5 separate regions of the Mus musculus genome follow, and regions 1, 2, 3 and 5 are each linked to region 4. Evidence: chromatin loops called from intact Hi-C (ENCODE). Cell type or tissue: heart. All regions are shown on one strand.

The links. Peaks named below come from ENCODE experiments on the same cell type or tissue, not always from the same donor. Only the 100,000 strongest peaks of a DNase experiment are listed, where the experiment ranks them.
Region 1: it touches region 4 in a loop (3-fold over the local background); 2 of 42 quality-filtered maps call a loop at or near these places.
Region 2: it touches region 4 in a loop (4-fold over the local background); 7 of 42 quality-filtered maps call a loop at or near these places.
Region 3: it touches region 4 in a loop (2.2-fold over the local background); 5 of 42 quality-filtered maps call a loop at or near these places.
Region 5: it touches region 4 in a loop (2.1-fold over the local background); 10 of 42 quality-filtered maps call a loop at or near these places.

What each region holds. Positions count from the first base shown.
Region 1 is chr2:93,301,093-93,306,092 of GRCm38, forward strand. The region is part of intron 2 of Tspan18 (tetraspanin 18); the gene reads right to left. Among named protein-coding and RNA genes, the nearest start is that of Gm39881, 8.9 kb to the right of the region's middle. In heart, no CTCF peak of the experiment used is centred here; DNase peaks (open chromatin) are centred at 2,769, 2,889 and 3,399; H3K27ac peaks cover 3,894 bases.
Region 2 is chr2:93,275,246-93,280,245 of GRCm38, forward strand. The region is part of intron 2 of Tspan18 (tetraspanin 18); the gene reads right to left. Among named protein-coding and RNA genes, the nearest start is that of Gm39882, 20 kb to the left of the region's middle. RefSeq lists an enhancer at 2,643-5,000. In heart, a CTCF peak has its summit at 3,080; DNase peaks (open chromatin) are centred at 2,436 and 3,206; H3K4me3 peaks cover 370 bases; H3K27ac peaks cover 4,075 bases.
Region 3 is chr2:93,783,989-93,788,988 of GRCm38, forward strand. All of the region lies in intron 7 of Ext2 (exostosin glycosyltransferase 2), which reads right to left. Among named protein-coding and RNA genes, the nearest start is that of Ext2, 36 kb to the right of the region's middle. In heart, a CTCF peak has its summit at 2,468 (motif pointing left); a DNase peak (open chromatin) is centred at 2,473.
Region 4 is chr2:93,224,391-93,229,390 of GRCm38, forward strand. It overlaps Tspan18 (tetraspanin 18), which reads right to left. Exons shown (of 10, transcript NM_183180.2): 3 at 107-188. The region is part of intron 1 of Gm32824 (a long non-coding RNA gene); the gene reads left to right. Among named protein-coding and RNA genes, the nearest start is that of Gm32824, 7.7 kb to the left of the region's middle. In heart, a CTCF peak has its summit at 2,650 (motif pointing right); a DNase peak (open chromatin) is centred at 2,671; H3K4me3 peaks cover 356 bases; H3K27ac peaks cover 2,481 bases.
Region 5 is chr2:93,656,424-93,661,423 of GRCm38, forward strand. The region is part of intron 1 of Alx4 (aristaless-like homeobox 4); the gene reads left to right. Among named protein-coding and RNA genes, the nearest start is that of Alx4, 16 kb to the left of the region's middle. In heart, a CTCF peak has its summit at 2,790; no DNase peak of the experiment used is centred here; H3K27me3 peaks cover 3 bases.

The sequences.
Region 1 (5,000 bases), 77 kb after region 4:
ATGCTGTGACCCTTTGATACAGTTCCTCGGTTGTGGTGACCCCCAACCATAAAATTATTTCGTTCTTACCTCATAACTATAATTTTGCTACTGTTGTAAATTGTAATGTAAATGTCTGATATGTAGGAGATCCAATATGCTATTCCCAAAGGAGCCGTGACCCACAGGCTGAGAGCTGCTGCTCTTGGCATTTGTAGTCCAGGACTCAACTCACTCAAACCATCATGGCAGGAGGAAAACCATTCTTGCTTCTGCTTCTACTGAAGCAGCCCAGAGTCCTAAGAAGGGGTTAACTGACACCACTATGTCACAAACCAAACACCACAGTCACTGGAGGCTACCAAAAGGAGGATGAAGATAGGGTGTGCTTAGAGGAGACCCTCAGAGACCCAGTGACCCCAAGTGTGCTAAACTTCAGTGGATTTGTGGATAGTCCCCCCATGAAATGGGAAAGAATCTACCAGACACAGGGTTTCTATATTAACTACAACTTAACTGATTACATATCATTGCCTCTTGAAACTCAAGTGTGTAAGGGGTACAGAAAGTTCCCAAAAAAGGGACCACTGGAAAGGCAGCCTCCCCCAGCAGGGGCCTGCAGTGAGACTATGTTGAGAAAAAGTCCTCCATACAGCCCCAGGATCCCTAAGATGTCACCCACACATCCTTCTCAGTGCCCTTCCAAAGGGAGATGGAATGACCCTACACACCTGCATGCTGCAGGCTTGGTACCTGGTTCTCCTGGGAGGTGGAAGCACTTTTAGAGTTTGCCTTCTATGGCTGTGATGAAGGGACCATGACCAAAAAAACATGGCCCGATCACAGCCTATCAGTGATAACTGAGGGAAGCCGAGGCAGGAACTCAGACAGAGACCACGGGGGGGGGGGGGGGATGCTGCTTACAGGCTTGCTCCTCCTTACGACTTCCTTAGCTTGCTTTCTCAGGATCATCTCCTCACCTCCCCCACCCCCTGCCCCAGCCCCAGCCCCAGCGATGGCACTACGCATAGTAAGCTGAGCCTTCCCACATCAATCATTAATTTTAAAAATGTCTTAAATTATGATGGAACTGTTTTTCTTAGTTTTCTTCTCAGATAACTCTAGCTTGTGACAAGTTGACAGACAGACAAACAAAAATCCAACTAACCAGAACAGGAGCTTAGCAGGAAGTCTGCAGGTCAATGGCTGTGTGTCCTTGAAGGGGTTTGGTTGAATCCTGTCTCTCTTTCTTTTCCCTCCCCTCTTGTAAGATAAACAGTCTTGCTTGGCCACATATTCTCACCAGGATGCTCCATCAAAGCCCAAAGCAACGGGGCCAACCATGTATGACTGAGGCATCACACACTATGATCCCCAATAAACCTTATCTGTTTATAAGCGGCTCATCTCAGGCATTTGTTACAGTGGCAAAACCTTACTGATACACTATCTCAAAGATACTCAAAGGACAGAGTTACCAGATAAAACACAGAATATCGGGCTATGTATAAATTTCAGATAAACATCACATCTTCCCAGTGATATCACAAGAGTGCATGGTACAACAAATATTGTCCAGGACTGGCTATCCTAGAAATATATTTCTTGGGCTTAGTTTGTTAGATGCTTGCCATGTGAACAAGTTAGGGTCACTGCTGCCATGATGAAACATCATGGCCAAAAGCAACTTGGGGGAGAAAAGGGTTTATTTGGTTAATATTTCCACATCGCAGAAGAAAGTCGGGACAGAAACTCCAGCAGGGCAGGAACCTAGAGGCAGGAGCCGATGCAGAGGCCATGGAGGAGTGCTGCTTTCTGGCTTGCTCTTCCTGGCTTACTTAGCCTGCTTTCATATAGAACCTAGGACCACCAGGTCAGAGGTGGCCCTACCCACAATGGGGCCAACAGGCTTGCCTACTATTGGATCTTATAGATATATTGTATCAATGGAGGCTCTCTCCTCTTCAGTGACTAACTATGTTAAGTCGAGGTAAAACTAGCCCGCGTATCATACAAGGAGGGCCTACATTTCATCCCCACACTCTGTAAAAAGCCAAACATGGCAGACATTGCCATCTCAGCACTAGGGATGTGGAAGTGGGAAAATATCCCACGTTCTAGGTAGAAAGTCTGCCTCAAAAGCCAAACTGTATGTTCCTAAGGAAGAATAGCACCTGGAGGTGTCCTCTGGCCTCCACACACACTGGCAGATGTGTGCCCACACGCTTGAACATGCACATGATCACACATGTACAAATGTCTTTCCTGCCTGTGTAGAGTTCAAGTTTAATTTTGCTCATGAGATCTGGAGAGGCTCTCAAGAGGCAATCAGACAATGGTGGCTTCTGGAAGTGAGTGGCTCTGTGGGCAGCAGAGGCCCTTACCCTCTGCTGGGATGCAGCACCCCCCCGCCCCCCGCCCGACACACACACTCACGATCCTGCAGTGAGAGACAGGAGTAAAGAAAAGCAGGAAGCTAACAGAGAGGTCTTTTAGCCAGGATTCCATGGAAGCCGCGCCTGGGCAGGCGTGAACAAAGGCAGGAAAGGAAGGGGCCTCTCATCCTGAGGGTGAGCAACAGCTTCAGTGCATTTTCCAAGCTCCCAACTGCTGTTTTTCCGCTTGAATAACAACAGACATGCTCACGCAACCCTTGTTATCTTTGGAGAACACTCTGGTGGTCTAACCTATAGCAAGCACTTTCAGGCTGGAGACTGGGGTTTGGAATATCTACACCAAGAGATGCTAGGAATGTCTGTGAGGGGAGACGGGAGGGGGGGAGGAGAATGAGACAGCTTGGGCACAAACGCAGGGCTGGCTATCCCCATGTGCTAAGACTTCCTAAAAACCACAAGGACCTCTCTGAAGGAAGTGGCCAGCGCTGCTCTGGCTCTCCTCACTGCCTCCAGGAGGCTTCAAGGCCTGGAATAGATGATATTGGGACACTGGGAAATCCCAATTCCAGCCTTTGGCTTGTTCCCCTCTCTGTGTCATCGAGTCCTCTGCTTTTCTCAAGAGCCGCCGTTCAGACTGACACTACAGGATGCAGAACGAGCCAGAGGACTCGGACAGCAAGACAGCAGACAGGCTCGCCACCTCATGCTCTAGCCTCAGGGTCTCCTGCCGAACATGCTTGCCTTGTGGCTCCACGGCTCCTAAGAAGTCTTCTCTTTGAAGTTGATCTTAGCTCCTGAGGGACCTCTCCTACAGAAAAGACTGTCTGGGGAGTCTTGGCAGAGATACAACGCAAAACCCCTGGATCTTTATCTCTTGGTGTTTATGCAACTTTTAATTAAAACAGCTGCCTCCACACTGAGCTGTACTGAAAGGGAAAGGGGTGGAGAGAGAGGGAGGGGGGAATGGGCAAGGATGAGGTCTCCCTGAGCTAAGCAAGTGGGACTGACTGACTTCCCAGAGGTCACCAGGATAAGCTGCCACTCTGGGGACCAAGCTTTCTCAAACACCACGTCAGACACAAAGGTGGTACCCGAGACTCTGTCCATAGGAAGCTACATCTGAACAGGTACCAATTTAGGGTTCGTCTCCAGGACAGGGCACCTGAAGTTCCAGAGCCATATGGCAGGACTCTGTCACAGGCCTCTTTTCTGTCCTCACCTAGTTCCATCCCATCCTCCTGCAAGGACTCCTGGGAGCCATTTCCACATTACTAGTGAGGGACAGGGCAGAGAGCTATCCTTCCAGGGGTCAAGTGACAGGCATAAGACTTGCATGTATGGAATTTTAAGACAAACCTCAAACCAGGGGATAGAGAAATGGCTTGGCCATCAAGAGCGACTTACTGGTCTTGGAAAGGATCTGGGTTCAAATCCCAGCACTTACATTATGCTTCAAAGTTCAAGTCCCAGCACTTACATCATGTTCAAAACTGTCGGTAACTCCATTTCCAGAGACTCCAGTGCCTTCTCTAATTTCCATAGGCCTCTGCACACACACACACACACACACACACACACACACACACACACAGTCGCCCTACACACACACATGCACATCAAATTAAAAAACAAACTTGAACTTTACACCAACTAAGAGCAAATAGTTCTGAGCAGGGTCAGGAATGAAGCACTGCCTTGAGGATGACCCTGTGGAGAGCCAGGGTCTGAGTGACTGCTGTAATCTCACAGGGCCTGAGTGACAGCTACAACCGCACAGGGTCTGAGTGACAGCTACAACCTCACAGGGTCTGAGTGACAGCTACAACCTCACAGGGTCTGAGTGACAGCTACAACCTCACAGGGTCTGAGTGACAGCTACAACCTCACAGGGTCTGAGTGACAGCTACAACCTCACAGGGTCTGAGTGACAGCTACAACCTCACAGGGTCTGAGTGACAGCTACAACCTCATAGGGTCTGAGTGACTGCTGTAATCTCACAGGGCCTGAGCGACCGCTACAATCTCACAGGGTCTGAGTGACTGCTGTAATCTCACAGGTCCTGAGTGACAGCTACAACCTCACAGGGTCTGAGTGACTGCTGTAATCTCACAGGTTCTGAGTGACAGCTACAACCTCACAGGGTCTGAGTGACTGCTGTAACCTCATAGGGTCTGAGTGACAGCTGCAAACTCCTCGGGCCTAAGTAATTGCTGCAATCTATAGCAGGTTTTAATAGTATGTATGGACACTTCCAAAGACTGTATAGCTTAGCCTGTCTGCCTGCCTTTCTTTCTCTCTTTGAAGGTCTTAGGGGCCAGTAAGATGGCTCAGCTTGTAAGAAGCTTACAATTCAAGCCTGATGACGTGAGTTCAATCCCTGGCACCCCGAGTAGGAGTTGAGACTCAGTTCTAGGGAGTTGTCTTCCGACCCCTTCCCTGAAAGCCCAGGCACACTCATGCACACATGCCTCGTGTATTCATAATGCATATGTGCACATACATATGCATTTATGTAGTAGAGCATGATAGCACACACCTTTTATCCCAGCACTTGGGAGGTCGAGGCAGGGCTCTCCAGCCTCTACACAGGAGGGGGCAGGGAGCTGCTCTTTTTTAATTGTACA
Region 2 (5,000 bases), 51 kb after region 4:
AGAAACAGGTACTGAACAAGGGACAGGCCTGTGGTCACCAGACTCATAAGCATCACAGCAGAGACTCAAGCCCAGAAGTAAACTTTCCTGTAACTGTCCTGCAGGGATGAGAAGATTCTGGGCAGACACTTGGGCCTCTACCTTGGCCATTAGATATTGAAACAATGGAGCCCAAGAAACTGAAATTCCCGAGGACCATCCTGTTGGGAGAAAAGGCTGAAGCTTGGTGCCAGCTGATGGGGAAGCCTGTCTCCCAGGAAGAGACTTCACACATTCTGACAAGTTGTTAGACTGTTTTGCGATCGAGACTGGCATTGACACCATGATGGGTCAGCGAAGGAGGTGGTTAGAACAAGCTATGTGCATATCTTGCCTTCTTTGAAAGCCCAACATTCATGTCAGGACCCTAAGAATGCACCTAGGAGAGTCAATGGTCCTCTCCCCAATGTGGCCCCGTTAAATAAATCTTCTCTGACTCGCACTATTATGTGTCTGTTTAATTGGTCTCTTGGAGTTAAGCGACTTAGCTGAACTTGTTAGGGTTGCCAGAACCCAAGCTCTGACCCTGAAAGTTCTAGGAACTGCTCCCTAATAGCCAGTGTCAGGAGTAGAGGGCCCAGCCTCCAGCTGCCCTCCATCTTCCTGTTTGCAGAAGTCACACCTTTGCATCCCACCTGCACCCAGCTGCATCCCACCTGCACCCAGCTGTATCCCACCTGCACCCAGCTGCATCCCACCTGCACCCAGTTTACTCCATCTCCAGCATCGGGCTGGCATACTATTCTTTACAAAATGTTTTTCTTTCAAATGACTTCAAAACAAACTCATATTTTAAGAACGCTCTTCTTTCAGCACACTACCCAAGAATCCTGTAGCTAAATATACTCTACCAACAACCCATTCAGGCAGTTCCAGAACCATCTGAATGAACAGGGTTTGAGTTCGCATGAGTCAGACAAATCGAGCGGCACCATTGCCAGCCTCACGTCATACTTGACTCAGTTCCGCCAAGGACTTCTTAGATTACTAGCCAGAATTCCCACAATTGTTGAATAGGGCTGCTGGACTCAGAGGCATTGCGCCCCATGGTGAGTTAGATTATTACATGGAGACAGGTGACATTAAAAACAGAGGTGAGGTGCTGGGGAAGGGCTCAGTCAGTATTTTGCTTTGCCAGATCAAGGACCGGGTTTGAACCTCAGTACCTGTTTCAAACTGCCAAGTGTGGGGGCACGTGCTTGCAAGCCCAGTACCGAGGAGGCAGGGAGAGAAGGATCCTGTGGTTCTCTAGCCAGTAAGCATAGTCTAAGGACACTGCCAATGACAAGCCTTGCTTCAGACATGATGAACTGCATCCGTGAGGACCTTTAGTGTTCTTTAGCATGAGTGTCTTCGTTAGGGTTTTACTGCTGTGAACAGACACCATGACCAAGGCAACTCTTATAAGGACAACATTTAATTGGAGCTGGCTTACAGGTTCAGAGGTTCAGTCCATTACCATCAGGGCAGGAACATGCATGGCAGGATCCAGGCAGGCACAGTGCAGGAGGAGCTGAGATTTCTACATCTTCATCACAAGACTGCTAGCAGAAGATTGGATTCCAGGCAGCTAGGATGAGGGTTTTGTATCCCACACCCACAGTGACACACTTACTCTAACAAGGCCACACCTACTCCAACAGGGCCACTACTGCTAAGAGTGCCACTCCCTGGGCCAAGCATATACAAACCATCATGGTAGGCACACTTATATTGGTGTGTGTGTTCACATACACATGGACACACACAGAGACACAAAGAAAGGGGAAAGGAAGAGGGACAGAGACAGACAGAGAGACAAAGACAGAGATGGGGGGACAGGGAGAGAGAAGGACACACACAGGGTGAGGGAACAGGCAGAGACAGATGGAGAGAGAGAGAGAAGGACAGACACACAGAGAAAGAGACAAAGAGAGACAAAGAGAAAGAGATGGAAAGGGGGAGGGAGAGGAGATTGAAGGACACAGAAAGAGACAGAGACAGGAAGGAACAGGGTGAGAGAGAGCTTTCACAATTTAAGACATCTGAGCAAGTTTGAAGTTGTCAAGGCAAAGGCCACAGGTGTTGCTGTGCAGAAGAGATGAATCATGGGAAGAATCCTTGCTTCTTCTGACAGACTGCAGAAAAATATAGCTAACAGCGGCTAATTATGAGTGAAGGCTGAAAACCCCGGGAGAGCATCTTTTTCCCTGTGGTGGGGCTCATCCCTGAACTCTGTATCCAGCAGACACTTACTAATCGTCAGCCAACTACAAATGTTCAGCTTTGTAAAGTACAAGCAGTGGTGTGCAGAAGGGAGTTGTGCTAGATGAAATAGCATCCCCTCAAAATTCTCATCAGCCACAGACTCTCAACATGGCCTTATTTGGAAAACATCTGCTGATGTAGCTAGCAGGATGAGGTCATGCCAGGTCCCACGTCTGTGTCCTTAAAAACAGATGAGGGCACACAGAGGAAGGGCTGTCAGATTAGACAAGGCAGCCTCAGCCTGAAGAACAAATGTCCAGGGTGGCCAGTAACCCCTCTGCAGCCGGGGGAGGCAGGCAGGCAGGCAGGCAGGCGAGACCTCTCTCCTGAGCACTCAGGTCACTTCTCCTGCCCGGTTGTGGGCAACTTTGGGTCTCACAAGTTTGAGATTTTGCACATTTGTGTTGCTTTAAGCTTCCCAGTGAGGGTCCAGTGGTCACAGGAGGTAACTGACAGAGAAGGAAGGTAGATACAAAAATCCAGAGAGACGGAGGGACTGAGTGCAGACCCCAAAACTCATTCCCTTTAGAACTGGGGCATCAGCTTCCTAGCCTACAGCTGCAACTCATCTGGAAAGAACCTGCCACTTCCTGGACTCCCACTGCCAGGCCAGCGCAGCGGGCAGACCTCAGAAGATGCCCAGCTGCCGGCTGCCTTTAGTAGAAACCACTTTCTCTAAATGTCTACCTCATAAAAAGTTATGCAAGTAGCCAGATAGGCTTCCTTGCTTCCAGCCAAGTCCCTCGGAGTTCTCCCTCCTTGACTCTGCAAAGACACCTCTATCTGGGGCTCCTCCTACAGGCTGCCTCCGGTCCACCAGGCAGCCTCACACAGCAGTGACCAGCCCAGCCTCTCTTGATGGCATTTATCCCTGGAGATGCATGGGGGGGGGGGGGGGAAGAAGCATGGCTCCCATCAGGCAGTCCAGTCCAGGACACATCCCACGTGGTGCCACAGGGTGCTCCTCCCAATCCCCTTCCCCAGGGCAGCTGGGCTCCCACTACTAAATGCCGCCCACAAAGAAAAGCCTGTTATTTCTCCATAAACTGATTCTTCTCCTTTTCCCAGGCCCTCTGGGGGCCGGGCCTTGCAGATCACCCCACTTAAACACCCCGTTGTGTTTTTATTGCTCAGACTCCATCCCAGATCATTAGCGGGCAGGGTGGAGGGCCGGTGGGGGAGTGGGGGAGTGAAAAGGTTCTCTTGGTTTCTTCTCTGCTTTCTCCCCCCACCCCTTCCTCCTCAGAAATGCAATCCAGTTGTTGTTTTAGGCTGGGATTTGTAAAAGGCCTTTGGACTTAAAAGAAAAATGTCGATCCAGACCTTAGGGATAAACACACCCCGCTGTAAGCACAAGCACTGAGCTACCACAGGAGCCAAGGAGCCCCAGACCTGGGCCCACGATGAATCACTCACCCTGCCCACTGCTCCCTCACTATCAGTGAAGGAAGGGGCTTCCCCCCCTCGGTCATCCAGCCCCTCCCCCCCCCCCCCCCCCCCCCCCGCTCATTTGACATTCTCCAACTTTCTTTTTTTCTTTTTCCTTTTGGTGCTTTGCAACAGGATCTCGATACATATCCCTGGCCATCCTGGAACTCACTATGTAGACCAGGTTGGCCTCTAACTCACAGTGAACCACCTGTCTCTGCTTCCCGAGTGCTGGGATTAAAGGCTCGTGCTACAATGCTTAGCTGTTCTTCAACTGTTGTTTCTAACATCTGTTGTCCTATCAGTTGTTTCTACTGCTTTTCCTAACATCTCTAAGTGTGGGGCTTAAGACATTTAGGACATGTCTGACCTTGTGCTTTCCAGCCGTCCTGCTGCTGGTTGCATTGCTCCCGACGTCCACCCCAGGGACTCTGTTTTGTGGTAGGACTGTGCCTTCTCATTTCTTCATCTCTTCTTCCTGTGGTCTGTTCCCATCACAGCCAGACCCCCAGGCCATGGGCCCGATTAAGGACTCCTAAGGACTTTGGTAACCTGGCCCTAGCCTGCTTTAGGATTCTACTGTGCCGGCATCCCAACATGGTGCAGAGCTACCATAAGAAAGGAACATCCCTGGGCTGGAACACACTGAGAGCTTCCCACATCCAAGCATGAGCACAAGCCATCCCGTGACCAGAGAAGGCCATCTTCTCTGCCTCAGTCTTTTACGGACACCTCAATAATGATGTTCTTCAACTCTCTTGGAATTCCTGTCCTCTGAAAAACTCGGACTGTCCCTGTGGCTAGCTTCTGGTGCCACCATGGTCTATGGCCCTAATTATTTTTGTACTAAGCTGACATCCTCTGTAGTAGAAATTTGGTCATAGAAACCATACAAGTTTCCACATCGAGCAAATACCCAGTGCTTACTGGTTGGTGGCCTAGGAAAAATATGGCACTCAAGGGATGGGTGGGTATGCCAATATCCTTTGAACTGCGTATATCTATCATTCCTCCTTCATACCCTCATCCCTCCATTGTCCACATGAGCTCATGGTCATGGCTCACCGCAATGCTCTGAACAGCATAGTAGCAATGAGTAGGTTGTAAGTAGGATGGGGGCAGTGGGAGGCTGGGATATCCTTTTTCATTTCTCCCCTTTCTTTCTAGCATGGGGCAGGCACACTGAGGTTCCTTTCCATCCAATTTCATGCCCTAGAGCTCTCACCCCATAGCTTCTACCACTTAATGTCCAGCCGCCTCTCCCCAGGTCTCCAGGCCGGGCACAG
Region 3 (5,000 bases), 560 kb after region 4:
TGGCTGGGAATGCGACCTGACTTCATCCACAGCCCAGGCCAAATGGCCCTGGGGTCTGAGCGCATTTGTGGCAGAACAGTGTATGCCCTGCCTGCCTTGGCTGTGTAGTCTTTGGAAGATTAGTGCACGTAAAAGCTGACTCTTCCAACAGTCGATCTCCCTCCTGTAGAAAGAATCTGCTTTGTAAACTGGGGTATGCTGGGTAGGGATAATGGGCAGACTGCCAGACAACCTTAGGGACAAGACAGGCCAGCAGCACAAGGGATCCCTGGATAACACAGAGCTGGGTGGCTGAGGAGCTAGACACATGAGGGACTTGCAGAACACTTTCAAACCTGAAAGCCTAAGGGGCTGGAACAACGGCCCAGGCCCAGCAGTTAATTCCCTGCACCCACAAGGTGGCTCACAACTGTCTGTAGCTCCGTTTCTCGGGGACCTGGCATCCTCCTCTAATCTCCATGGGCCAGGCACTGGGGTGGCACACTGACAAAATATGCGAGCAAACACTCCCATGCACAAAATAAAAATAAGTAAATCTAAACAAACGAACAAAAAAGAAATATAGACCAAACAGAAAACACTGTTAAGACAAAAATGAACCAATATATTTTTTAATTATATATGTTTACCAGATTAAACTTTAATTTAAGGATTGAGGTTCCCACTAATAACAGCTTTGGAGAGATGGTATATTCGTTGATACTGAGACCGGGAATGCAGGCCATGAAAAACAAAACAAAGGCACTGTGTCCTGAAGAACTGCACCATCTGTGCAGACCCCTGCAGGGAAGGAAGCCTACAACACTTCTGGCTCTGGCTGCTCTGCTGAGAGTTCTGACCCATCTCAGACTCAAATAATTGGTGTGACACTGCCCTCCCTTCAAGGTTGGGGCATCAAAACAGCAGTGGCTATGGAAACCAAATCCTGGAATTCAATGCATGGAGATTCTGTATAAATGAGGCAAACTAGAGCACCCTCGAGTTGCTCGCCCACACATGAAGCATGTGGGCACAGGCACAGACGGGCACAGCTCTGTCTGGGTGCTGCACCCTTGGGCTTACTTGCTAAGCAGTGGCCTGTCCATCCCCTACTCAGATGCCACCATCCCCAAGGCTCCCCTGCTGCATACAGATGTGGCATATCTCCTAGGCAACCACAAACTACAGTGAGATGCAACAGAGCAGAGACTCGCTGCTTCGGTTTTCCTGAGTGCTGGCGACCTGAGAGAAGACAAGATGGTCAAGCCCTGCCGCCTCGAAGGCCTCTGGTCAGCTGAGTACAAAGGCGAGTTCAAAGGCGAGGCAGGCTCCTGACTTCCACCTCCTAGTGTTGCTAGGGTTAGAGGTCACCGCTTGTGGAGCCACTGAGCAATAAAACAGTATTGGGAACTCTGCTCGACAGATAAATCAGGGGTCCACTTACACCTTTCCCCCTTCACATAAACATTTCTAAGCAGCCAGTCCAGCGTCTCCCCAGCCTTCGGAGACAGGAGACTGCATGCTTTCTCTGGTGACTCCAGGGAGGCTGGGATATGAAAGTGCCATTTGACTGTAGAGAGACACTTAGCTGCAAACTTCCTCCTGCCTTTAACATAACAAAGCTCATCTTTAAGACCTACTGGGAAGGCTGCCTCCCAGCCAACCTGCCTGGCAACTGCTCCTGAGTCTGTTTGAGCTTAGTGTATTCTAGAACTTGAACACCATCTTCCCAACCAGCTCTGTGGGTAAACTGCACCCCAAGATGACTTTTGCCCTTGTAACTAGGCACAAAGCCTTACTATGGCCCATAACCCCCCCCAAAAAAAACAATTAGGGCTTCAATAAATCAATTAACTAGTTAATTAGCACAGGGTACAATAAAGTTCAAGTGAGAGCCAGCTCCCATCCACTAACTGAAGAGATTGCTTTCAACATCTCTCCTGAAGCCACGCAGGTCACAGCTAGACTTCCCAGTGCTGTGTTGTTCACATTGCTCTCGGGGATTTTTCAGAATTATCTGCCGTGGGGCTTCTCTCTGTTATGGTCTTCTTCATAACAATTGGCTTCCTCATAGCTTTGGCTCAGTTAGGGCAGGAGCTCTGTCCGTAGGTATAGCCGCTCCATAGCCCTCTCCTTTATGCCAACAGTAACGGTTCCGATGATAATGACTATACAACACTCAGATCATAGCCTTTCTTTTATATTTATATTCAGTTAGTTTTAATCCACCTCCCCCTCAGTGAGTGCGTGAATGCATGCGTGTGTGTGTGTGTGTGTGTGTGTGTGTGTGTGTGTGATGGGTGCTGTCCCATGTAGCGCAAATGCCTGCACTGTCACTTGAACAAAATGGTCTCTAGAGAACAGCAGTGAGGACTCTGTCCCTTGAGAAGCAAGCAGTTCCTGGCATTGGGGATTTCTCACAGACTTAAATCCCTGGCAGGAAAATTAGTCACTTAAAAGTAGAGGGAGACCCCTGCTGGCGATAACTGTTCCTGCATCTTGTTAAGCTCTTGCTCTAATTCTCTCAGGATAATGTCAGGCCCTGGTGTCAGTTAATGCTGACCTCTCACCTGGCAGGGAGGTAGGAGGCCCAGTGACTGTTTTCTCCACAAAGCACATGCCTAGATTACAAAGGGACCTGAAGCTGCGCTCCTGCTCCTGGGGAGGAGCCACTGAGATGTATGAGCAGCTTTAACACTGCAGTCAAGGTGACGCTCAACTGACAGGTGTACACAGAAGGCAGCCAAGGTGCCGCTCAACTGACAGGTGTACACAGAAGGCAGTCAAGGTGACGCTCAACTGACAGGTGTACACAGAAGGCAGCCAAGGTGACACTCAACTGACAGGTGTACACAGAAGGCAGCCAAGGTGCCGCTCAACTGACAGGTGTACACAGAAGGCAGCCAAGGTGCCGCTCAACTGACAGGTGTACACAGAAGGCAGCCAAGGTGACACTCAACTGACAGGTGTACACAGAAGGAAGCCAGGGTGACGCTCAACTGACAGGTGTACACAGAAGGCAGCCAAGGTGACACTCAACTGACAGGTGTACACAGAAGGAAGCCAGGGTGACGCTCAACTGACAGGTATACACAGAAGGCGAAGGCAGCGTGTGCAGTTACAGAGCAGTGTACACCTTGGTGAGTCTCCCAAAGACCCAAATGTAAAGGCTTGGTCCTCAGATGGTGGCAGTGGAGAGCACTGTGGCCTTTAAGGGGTGAAGTGCAAGGGGTACTCAGAGAGGGCGTGCCCTGAAAGGATGCTGTGGGGCTCAACACCCCCCCCCCATCTTGCTCTCTCATGACCACTTACCCCATCACATGTCCCTACCATTAACATGGGAGACCAAACCAGTGAGCTGACAGACATTAGACGTGAGCCTCCAAACCTTCTTTCTAAGCTCCAGGACATCTTTATAGTGACATGACACTAATACTCTCCAAACTGAGAGGTGACATATTATCAGTGGAACTAGTGGATCTCAACTAAAGCTGACGTTCTCACTAAGGAGAACTTAGGGCAATGACGAGGGATGCTGGAAGCTTTACCGCTTGCAGGAGGGGCAGGAGGCGCAGGTGCGACTGGTGTGTAGCCAGAGCTCAGTTTTGTCAGCCTTTATATGGAACTGGGAAATTAAGCCAAGCTTGTTACCTGGGACCAGTCCAGCTCAGAAATGGGGTTGGGGGAGGGAGGAGACAAAAGAGGCCACTTGGGGAACACGAGCCCTGAGGAAAGGCAGACAGGCTGATGTTACCCTAGAGCACCTGGGACAGTTGGGGAACAGTCCCAGCTAAATGAACTCTGGGAAGCAGGGGAGGGGTGAGAGAGCAGGCAGAGGAGTCCCAGAGCTGATGTGAGGGGAGGGCCCACCAGCAGAAGTCAGGGCCCTTGTGACTTGAGGTACTCAGAGATGACCTCTTAAATATCAGGGCTGGCTGGGAGGGTACTGCTCCTGCCAGAGACAAGCCTTCCACGGAGTTAAATGGCTGTCTAGAACATGCAGGTGACTCAGCTAAGCCTTCATTCCATAGATGATAAAAGGAAAGCTTAGGCCGCTCCGTGCGGGGATGGTCACACAGTTAGCACGATGGAGCCATGGCTCAGCGCAGTGCTCAAACTCAATAACCAAGGAGCAGCGTGCTTTCTGTGCCCTTCCCCTTCCTTCAGGTCATCTCAGCTGTCCCAGTGATGCCATGCCCACCAGTGACAACCTACTGGAAGCCAGGCTTGTCCCAGGCAGGCAGCTCCCACCCTGATCCTGCCGAGCAACTGCACCACACTGTGGGCTGTCAGGGGGCGCTCTGTTCCAGAACATAAGTGATGCCTCTCAGCATGGGGCTGGCAGGGCAGAGGGGAGACTAGACAGAACGGCTCACCTCCCCAGGCCTAGCTTCTTCCTAACATTCCCATAGAAGAATCTTACGTGAGGTGCAATTTTATTTAGTGGATGATTCTATAATTAACCTAGTAAACGAAGATACCATCAGCTAGGGTGTGGAGGCAATGCTTTCCACCCCAGCACACTGGAGGCAGAAGTGGGTGGATCTCTATGAGGCCAAGGCCAGTCTGGCATAGAGTGAGATTCTATCTAGAAATTAAAAATAAATAATTATTAAAAGAGACAAAAAGAACCAAACACCCAGGTTCTTCAGGGGCAGGTTTTCCCCAGTGCTATGGGTTTACGGTGGAGACCTGACAATCTCCAGACAGATTCTCGGATTCACAAAGCTCCGATGAGATCAACAGCAAGTAGTAACAGGAAGCCCAGAACATCCCAGCAAGCACAAGTGGGCTGTGAGAAGCTACCAGCATCAGGAACCTGCAATCTGTTCTCTACTGGGATGGCACGAAGCTCTTCAGAAGGGCTTTCCAGGGCCCACAGGAAGCAGAGCCTGATCTAAGGGTGCAGGCTGGTATTCCACTCAGGAGACCCAGGCCAATCACTGTGTGAGAAGATACTTAGTGGCACTATCGCTTGAAGCCTGTGTTAAAGGCCTGACCCCTGACTGCAGTATGGGGGC
Region 4 (5,000 bases):
CAGGTGGGGACAGATGATAGAGAGTGAGCAAGGGGGACCGCAAGGAAAGACACATAGATTGGACAGAGTCACAGTGGGGTACAGTGTAAGGGGACAGAAGTCTTACCTGGGCAGCTCTTCAGGAGTCAACAGGATGCAATCTCTTAGTTAGAGGGTCTCAGGTATGTCTCTCAGCAGCCCAGCTTGTCCTGGAAGAGAAAGTTCACCATGACAGGCTGTTGGGCATCGGGACACAATGAGTGCATTGCTCCTGATGTGCACCCAGGCAACGGCTCACTAACTGACCCGTGGCACTAAGGAAAAGCTGCAGAGACTTTGTGCCATGTTACCTGGGGAGGGCTACACTGGTTATCTCCTGACCACACAGCAGCCCCCTGTACTCTGCTGACCGCACAGGAGCTGTGTCTTCATCAATATCTGAACTGATATTAGACTAAGAGGAGGTGGCAGGTTTGGGTGGCCACCCATCTGATGCCATCTGGGAACCTGCTAGGATGTCTCTGCATCAGGGCCATGCCACCACATCCTACCCCCTGACACAGGCTCCCCTTAGGGAGGATTTGATGCAGGGAGTCTTTCTTGTTTTGGTTTTGTTTTGTTTTGTGGTTTTGGTTTTGGTTTTTTGTCTTTTTCAAGACAGGTTTCTCTGTGTAGTCTTGGCTGTCCTGGAACTCACTCTGTAGACCAGACTGGCCTCGAACTCAGAAATCCACCTGCCTCTGCCTCCCAAGTGCTGGGATTAAAGGCGTGTGCCACCACTGCCCAGCATGCTTTTCTTGGTTTTAAAGCATTAAGATTTGCTATAAAGTTCATCGAGAGAGCCAGATCCCAACAGCGCCAAGGAAACTGGGCTTATTCTGTGGAGACTTGTGTTAATCACACCTGTGAGGAGTTCTACAGTCCAGATCTCATTACAGGCTGTGTTGGACAACAGACCCAGGAGAAGATCGGTACTTCCCCTATGGAGCTGGGATCAAGAGTCCTTCCCAAGAGGATTTCCAGGGCTCAAAAGACCTGTTCAGATGCTCTGACTTGGGATCAGTGAGAAATATTATGGGTGACAGAGTCTCCCTCTTCCTATCACAATTTCTCTCACTCTTCCACCAATCCACCGATTCATAGGATTCATCTGCCCATCCATCCATCTATACATCCATCAATCCACCTATCCATCCATCCATCTATCCATCCACCCACCCGTCCGTCCATACATCCACCCATCCATCCACTTGCCTACCATCCTACCTGACCTGACTGGTAAGGATTCCCTAAAAATTGGTCCTGGTGGTGTTCAGGTCTTTGTACTTCTGCCTTGGCGGGACTCAAAAGGGAAGAACTTCAGAAAGGGCAGAGAGGGGGCTTCCAGGTCTGACAAGCCTAAAAGCTTTAGACAGAACTTCACCAGAGATCACTAACTGGACAAGATGAAGCCACCTGACTTGTCACAGCTCTGGGGCCATTCTGGGAGCTGTGGTTCTGTGGCTAATCCATGCTTAGCCATGGGGTTTAGGGAAACGGGGTTGGGTCATGGTTTCCCAAGCCCTCCTCTTCCCCTGCCTGATCCCTGCCCTGGTCCAGCACTGTCACACATGTCTACCAACCCAGGCCATGGCCCTAATTGAGTTCTGTATCATTTTGTCTGAATACAGGGTAGGGAATGAAGGTTACACGGGAGTCAACCCAGTGTCCAGGAGGAGCGGGTGGCTAGCTGTTACTTCCTCACCAAGGAGCCTCCACTACATGTGTGCTGTCTGCTGGCACACAGACCATCTTTGAGGTCACCCCACTCCTATTGTCCCCACTCTCCTTTCCTTCTGTCCTGGAAATCCTGTCCCACAATCCAACTTTCATCTGCCTAGAAAATGTGGCTCCATTCATTTCAGAGCCTGGGACAGCCCCTGCCTTCCTTTGAGACCTTGGGAAAATCACTCGGAGAACTGAAATGATCAGTTTTGAAACCAAAGGTGGCTGAAAGAATCCATAGTGCCAGAGGGGACACATAGAGGGCTGAGGAACTGTGGTCCTCAGTGTCATTATACACCATGAGTAAAGGGATGCCGACCCAGATCCCTGGTATCCGGAGTGGAGGAGGGTGTGGGGAGGACCACAGATGCAGTGCATGGTTGGCATCGGTACAACCAGAAGCATGTAATTTAACTGAAAAAAAAAAAAAAAAAACAGAGCTCCTGGAAAGACGGTACCCATGGGACACAGAGGCAGAGGCAGCTCCTGAGAGAGGAAGAACCATGCCTTAGTGGCCAACATCTCTGACCTGAGCTAAGTAGCTGAGCACAGAGCCTGGGAACGCTGCTCAAACCCTCCCCTGAGCCAGCTGGAGACTGTAGGGGCAGGACCTGGCCCTGCCGTTCCCTGACAGATGGGAGCCCCTAGGCCCAGAGAGGGCAGGGATGGGGCCGAGGTTCTGCAGTGTCCTGGGGCTTTCCGCAGCAGGCTCCCGCCTGGGCCAGACAGCTTTATTAATCTTGTCCCTCTCCTGGCCCCACATGGCTGCTCAGCCCATCTGCAGGGATGTGGGGCTAGGAGGGGTGCTCTGAGAAAGAAGAATAGCTAGGTTCATAAATCACTCCTTCTGCCTTCAGTACCCCCAGAGCACCTCTGAGGCGGCACAGCCAGGCCCAGCTTGTCTTGTGCAAACCGGTGCCAGCAGAGGGCGCTGTGGTCCTGGGTGGAGCCGCTGCTGGGTCCCGGTGCAACTAGTGTTTGGATTCTACTCCCACAAGCTGAGGATGGTTGTCTCCTGTCTCCTCTCCTCTGGGGGAGCCCGCACCTCTCACCTGGAACCTGAAGATTCTCAGCTCCAACTCCCTCCCCCCCACCCCCACCCCGCCGCCCGTGGTCGTTGCCAGGATGGGAGAGGCTGATTAGCTGCAAACATTCACAGTACATTCATTTCCTTGTCACTCTTCTCCCAGCATCTACAGAACCAGCCCTGGGTTTGGTCCAGTGGAGGCCAGCGGCCGTGCTTTCCTTCCGCTGCCACCATCACTGGACTCTAGTGGAGACCACTAACCCAATCCCCAGAGAGCAGTATTGACAGCCACATCCTCAGAGTGCCTGGGCATGCCAGACAAGACCCAGAATAAAGTGCACCAGCAGGCCTGGAGGTCTTGCGGGGGGGGGGGGGGGAGGGTGGACTTACGGTTTTTTTATGGTGACCTGCTGATGATGCCAGTGCCTGTAAGCTCACTTGATCCTCCCAAAAGCTCAGGAAAGTTCATGATGTTAATCACTATCCTGGGTGAAATGAAGCCCCAAAGGCTGGAAGTGGTTAGAAAGTCCCAGAAATGGATAAAACGATACCCAGCCAAGATGGGCACTTAAACCAGCACTAACATGGAAGGCACTTGTGAGCACAGCAACCGGTTGGGGCCATCCAGTTCTGGCTGGGAGAGGGGGGCTCTTTGGCTCACTGGCTGTGCCTCTGGGCCTCGTCCCAAGACAGACGGGCTGGGCTCATAAACAAGCAATTGGCTTGAAATCCTGGGGAGTCTGCCCATGGCACAGGGCAGGCTCAGTGAAAGGGGGGTGGGGGTGGGTGGAAGCCTAATTAGGCTCCAGAGAAGCAGGGCCTGAGGGGAGGGCCACTGTAGTGAAACTGAATTCAAAGGACAGCCTTCCCTGCCGGGTGATCACTGAGCCATGAATATCCAGGGCTGCAGGGCAAGGCAGCATCTGGGAGGCCCCATTACAAGTCTGTGAGCCTAGGGTCTCTAGCTCTGCCTCGGCCCCCTGTTGCATTCAGACACTTCCCAGGGCTCCTCCCACCAGAGCATTCTCAAAGACACAACATGGTGGGGACTGTCTCTAACTCCTCATTTCACGAGCTGCACACAGGTCCAGAACCACTAGCTCCAACAGCCCGTACTACTAGACCCTTTACCCTGTGTCCTTCTCAGAATGTTCTTTGCCTTCGGTTGACTAGCAAAAAGCTCTTGGCACCCTGACCTCACTGGGTTGTCTACGCAGGGAGATGGCATTCCTGGGTCTCAGATGAAGACATGGTGTCATTAGACCAAACACACTACAGGTTGCAGGAGCTACTGAGACAAAAGTTCTTTCCCCCAGATCAAGTCCTCTAGCCACAGCCAGCTTGCTGAAGTAACTCCCTGTCACTCCCGGTGCTGGGGTGCATTTCAGCGGCAGAGGCCTTGGTCTCAGGCCTTGCTCAGCAGGCCTTCTGCTTCCTCTCACCCTCATCTGTGCTCCCTTTCTGTCTTTCATCTCTCTGAGCCTGAGTTGGAAACGAGACCCTTTGAAAGGCTTAGTGATCCATCCCAAAATACTCGGTGCTGTTGCTGGGGCAACCTGGCCTATCACAACAGCCAGGATTGAAATGGTGAATGGGTTCACGGGTATTAAGGGGGCCTGGGAACTGGGAGGGCAGGGGCACAGGTCTGACTGGGAGAGAGGGGGCATAGGAGACCCCAGGAATTCCTGATGAAGCTGTCTCCCAACCCCCACAGAAAAAGGATCCCCGTCATCATCGCTGTGATATGTCTGACAGGCTCAGATGGGTGACAGGGGGAAGTCAGACAGAGGGAGAGACAAGGAATGTGCTAGCTGAGAAAACATGGTGGGGTGGGCTAAGGGAGTGTCCTGAAGGAATTTCCCCATTTGCAGGTGGGAAACGAAAACTGCATTTCCCTGGACATGGCTCATCCGAGTCTCACCATAACCCCACAAAGCAGGTTTATCATCATCCCTTTCTGATAGCTGAGGAGCTGATCAGAGAGGTGAAGTAACTTGCCCAAAGCCACACAGCTACCAAGCAGCAGACTGCAAGCCAGTGCTCTCTACACAGCCTGTCAGAAGCCATGTCAGTGGTGCCAGCCAGTCACTCACAGCAGCAAACAGGAGACATGGTCACAGACCTAACAGGTCCCAGCTCCCTTTCACAGATGGGGAAATTGAGGCATCAATTAGCACTTCTCTAAACAGCCAATGAATGTCAAAGACCTTCTGAGCGGACAGCCTCATTC
Region 5 (5,000 bases), 430 kb after region 4:
TCTGGGAGCATCTTTCTCTCCTCTGCCATTTTTCAGGTGAGGATAGTCAATATCCCTAGTATGATGAGGCTAGGCTTGCTAGACAGAGCTTCAAGCTGGCCTCTTCAGTGAATGGCAGCTTCAGCATCCCTACCACATAGACCAAGGCTGCCCCGGCCATCCTTTCTGTCACCTAGGTCAGGTGACTTGCCCTTCTCATTCTCCCAGCCTGTACCTCCCATCAGCCTTCCTTCTTGAGATGAATATTTGATATTTTCCATTCCCACCATCTGGAATTTTGCCGGCTTGTTAAAGTACCCCAGAAATGCTAGGTGAGTGAGTGGGTGGGGGAAGGAACAAAGAATGGAGAATTAGGGATGAACCTGGGCCTGTCCTACCCCAGACCCCTCTCATTCCTTCATGTTGCACAGGATTTAAGCTGCTCCATCTAGCCACAGTATTCCAGAGGGAGCTGTGGATCAGGGATACAGGCTTTCTTTTGTTGTGAGAGTAAACACAGGATCTGGGTTATCAAGTTACTAGTATTTGGGGACATACTCAAAGCCACACAGTTTATGGGAATCAAAAGAAGCAGTGAGAAGACCAACCACAGGGCTAGAAGCAGAAAGACACGAGTTCAAGTCCCACCTTTCACTGTACTCTGCCACACAAAGTGGCACACAGAACTTGGATTTTAAGGCCTGGGCTAGGCCCTCATTGGCCGAAGCTAGGACATCGCCAGTCTCTTCAGATAAGCGGCTAATAGGCTAGTTTGAGTCCTGGTTGGATTTTTAGTTCTAAGTTCAAATATCTCCTTGATCTTTTCAACCTGAAGCAGCCAGCCCTTCTTTTTGTGGACACAAAGCAATGTTCACTTAGCTGGAATCTCCTGTGACAACTAGATGGCACTTGTTACCTGTCTGTGCCTTCTATCAGGCTATGGGCCTGTATATGTATGTGTGCACAAATACGATGTGTGGAAGTTGCTTTTCTCTCCTTTCACTGTACAGGACCAGAGAATTGAACTTGGGTCATTAGACCTGGCAGCAAGCACCTGTACCTACGGTGACATCTTTCTAGCCCAGAAAATGGAAACTCTGATTGATCCAGAGTCTTTTTAAACTCTCAGCTGCAACAGAAGCCTGTCCTTTGCCCACAGACTTTGCTACAGGCCTAAATGTCACTGCTGAAGGAAAGGAAGGTTTTATGTGTGGCCCCTGAAGGGCTGGGAGAGATGGATTCACAAAGAGCTGCACGAGGTTTGCTCTGGAGCTGGCCATCTGCGGGGGACATGGGGACAGGACATTGGAGGCTGAGGATGCTATGTCGGGGGAGGGGGCTCTCCAGCCCAGGCCCCGTGCTAAGCAGTATAGAATGTGATCTGTAGTGGGATCCTGGATAAGGCCAGCTTCCTACTGGTCCTTATATATAATTTCTCTATAAAAACATTCCATTTTGCTAAGGGTTCAGACTTAGGGAAAAGCTACTAAATGTGGTGGGAAAGCCCAGATGCCTCTCTGCTGATTCCCCACACATGGCAGCTTTGCCACGCCAGCTAAGTCGTCCTCCATCGTCTAGGTCTTATATAAATCAGTAGGCAAGTGCTGATTGGCTGGCAGGTACACAGGGTATGTTGTTATTTTTCCATGAGCTGATTAAGCTGCCTGTCTGCCTCTTTACTTCTAAGTACTTTGATGTGCAGTTATGAAAGAAGTCACAGGCCTATTCTTGAAGTCCCTGAAGTTGGTGACACTGGTCTCACGCACAGGGCAGCCTACTCAGTGCCAGCACGGAGGTGGGCGTGATGGGTCCTTCATGAGGCAGCCGAGAGGGGCTGGCCTCCTGCACTTCCCATTCTGTTTCCTGTCTTCCTGGGCCTGGTCCCTGAATGTCTGGTCCTGTCCCACCGGGCATCTGTTCCACTAAGACACCTGCCCAGCAGGATGCAGTGGAAGCATCACAGGTCAGGCCACTTTTTAAACAAGCCATTGCCCTCTCTGTCTCAGTTTCTGAAGTTGTGGAGTGGGGTGTTTTTACTTGGTGTCTATAAAGAGGGTGTCACCATAGCAGGTCCCAAAGACCATGTAGACTACAAAGCATATTCCCTGTTCTCCACAATGCTCTGCGTTACTTCCTCTTCCTTCTTTGACTCCGAGATCCCACTCTTCTAAACCAGGAAAGAGCCTCCCCCATGAGAAGAGCCCGGAGAATATCCACATCAGGTGGGACTGTGGCTCCTGCCTCTATTAAGCATCCCCAGAAGGATCTCACAGGCCAGGGGCGACAGTTCCAAGCCGTAAGGCAATCCACCATCAAGACAAGGCAGTGTACTGAACTGTTCTGTCATAAGACAGTCATTTACAAGTGAGTCTGATATTTCCTGCGTACCTACTGTGTGGCAATATAGCCAGAACCCAAGGGATACTTAGGGTCCTGCAGAGAGGAAGACAACGTCCAGGGAAAAGCAAAAATAAAAGTCCAGACCTCAGGCCTTTCATTCAGATGCTGTTGATATTAAACAGGTTTCTGTCTGGTGCCTCGTTTTGCCCCTTGGGGTGTTTTGAGACTGGTGTATTGAACTATAAGATAGAGGCAAGCATTCTTCCAGAAGGTACTGAGACCTGCCTTGTCCATCCCTGTGCCCTTCCCAGATATGGCATCGTAGCAGGTACACAGTAGGGCTGAATACCTGCTGAACTGATAGATCCTACCAGGAACTTCTTCAAATCACTTTAAGGGGTGCCCCGCTCCCCTCTGCTTTGCCTCAGGCCCAGAAATACTTTATTGGAACTACAGTGCCTCTTAGTGGTAAGTGTGTGAAACTGCAGCCTTGCTCTTGGCCTTTGGGAGTTGGACCTACAATCGTGACACAGAACCAGCACTGAGGGTGAGCAGCTGCCTGGGACCTCTCCCAGGTGTTGGTTGCCCACAGGACTGGTCCCTCCATGTGCCTTTTGTACTTCTAGTGTCATGGGTTCACTGAGAGTTGTAGATCTGAGGAAACATCAGTTGTTAGCCCAGAAGTTTGTTTAGGGCCACCCTTGGTACTTCATACCTGCTTTATGGCTGGTTTCTTTGAGGTCCTTCTCAAAAGGTCTCTTCTACCTCCACGAGGCAACGAGACCCCACAGGCAGTGTGTGCTGAGATAGGGAGTCCAGCCATAGAGAACCCAGAATAAGGTAAGGACAGAAATCCACAGAAATCTCACACACACACACACACACACACACACACACACACACACGCGAGAGAGAGAGAGAGAGAGAGAGAGAGAGAGAGAGAGCGCACTGGTACACAGTCACATGGAAAGCAGAGGTTGTTAATCAAGGGAGTGTAATCTTTAGTTATTCTCCTCCACCGTATTTCTTGAGAGACAATATCTCTCACTGAACTTGGAGATCACTCATTGGCTAGGCTGTCTGGCCAGCAAACCTCAGAGCTCCTCCTGCCTCCACCTTCCCAGAGCTGAGATCAGAGGCCTGTGCCACAGTGCCTGGCTCCTTGCGTGAGTGCTGGGGACTGGACTCAGGGTGCTCTCATATTAAATACGTTCACTGCTGGTATGCACAGTTCCAAGGGGTATCCCACCCTGTGTGAAGCATCTGGATGAGGCCTCTGGGAGCTGGAGGGAGCCTCTGCCGTGGGGTGTGGCATGATGGGTGCCTGTGTCTTAGACACCTCTGGCTGTACTCAAGGACAGAAGCCTACAGACCAAGTCTTATGAGGAAATCTGGACTGGGCTTGAGCATTGGCAGTCAGCCAGCAGTCATAGAGGCCTTGGCTTGGAGCCCATTAGAGCCCAGTTGGAAGGTCAGCATCACCCTACCATGACAGTGCCATCCCCACCACGATGGGAGCTTTTCTCTGAAGCTGTCCTCTCCCATCCCACTCCGTCCAGGCCTCTCATTTCCCATAACCCCACAGCACAGTGTCAGCTCCCTGTCCACACAGGTTTCCCTGGGATTTCCAGTCTCTGATTCAGATCACAGCTTATCCCAAAGAACAAATATTTCAACCCAGCCAGGACAAAACGGGCCAACAACAGGAGAAAGTTAGCCCACATCCTCTCATTTCTGCTTCTGGAAAGTTCCCAGCCTTTTCCAAAGACAATCACCCCATGCTTATTTTCAACCCAAAACTTCATAGAAAGGCATGTCTTGCCATTTGCCAAAGCCCTGTTCTATAATGGGGTTCGTTCATTCATTCATCAGGTGTTTACTGAGTGATTAATATGTTCCTAGTGCAATACTAAATGATGGACAGAAGAAAGACCCCTGCTTTCTAATGGGGAGGGGACAATAGGAATAAAGGGAGATAATCCAGCAGCTAAACGCACAATAATTCATGTTAAATCCTAGCAAAGATGCTACACAGGATATGCGTATGGGAAGAATACCCTTTATGCTGACTGTTTTGATTAACCTCCAGTAGACGAGGGCCTGATGAACTTGGTCTCTCATTCACTCCTTAGGTCCATTGCTATTTGCTTCTCTAGGATAAGACCCTGGAAGTGGGACTTTGGGATGAAGGTCTTCGAACGTTGTATGGTGTTCAATCCCATTTTATATTTTCTCTTTAATTAGATTTTTTCACACCATAAAATAACATCGTGTGAAATGAAGTTCGGTGTAAATTTGTAAAGTCTTTAATGCGTTCCCATACAGATTTATATACCCATTGACCCCATCACAAAGGTGAAATCATATAGTTCGAGAACAGCCTCATATCAATGAGATCTCTTTGTGGACAAACCTTCTCCCCTAGCCCCACTGGCCCTTGGTAGCCAACCATCTGCCCTCTGCGCCTCCATTCTTATCTTTCCCAAGTGCACATGATAACTGGATGAGTCACACCGTGTTCATTCTCAGGCTGGTTCCCTTATATGTGTAGTGTGCTTCTGAGACTCCCCCGTATTGTGTGGGTGGTTTGTTTCTTTACTAAGTGTAATTCCACCACGTGCTCCTCAGCCTGCTCATCATTTGCCTACTAAAGGACCTTTGTTGTGTTGCTCAGCTCTCTG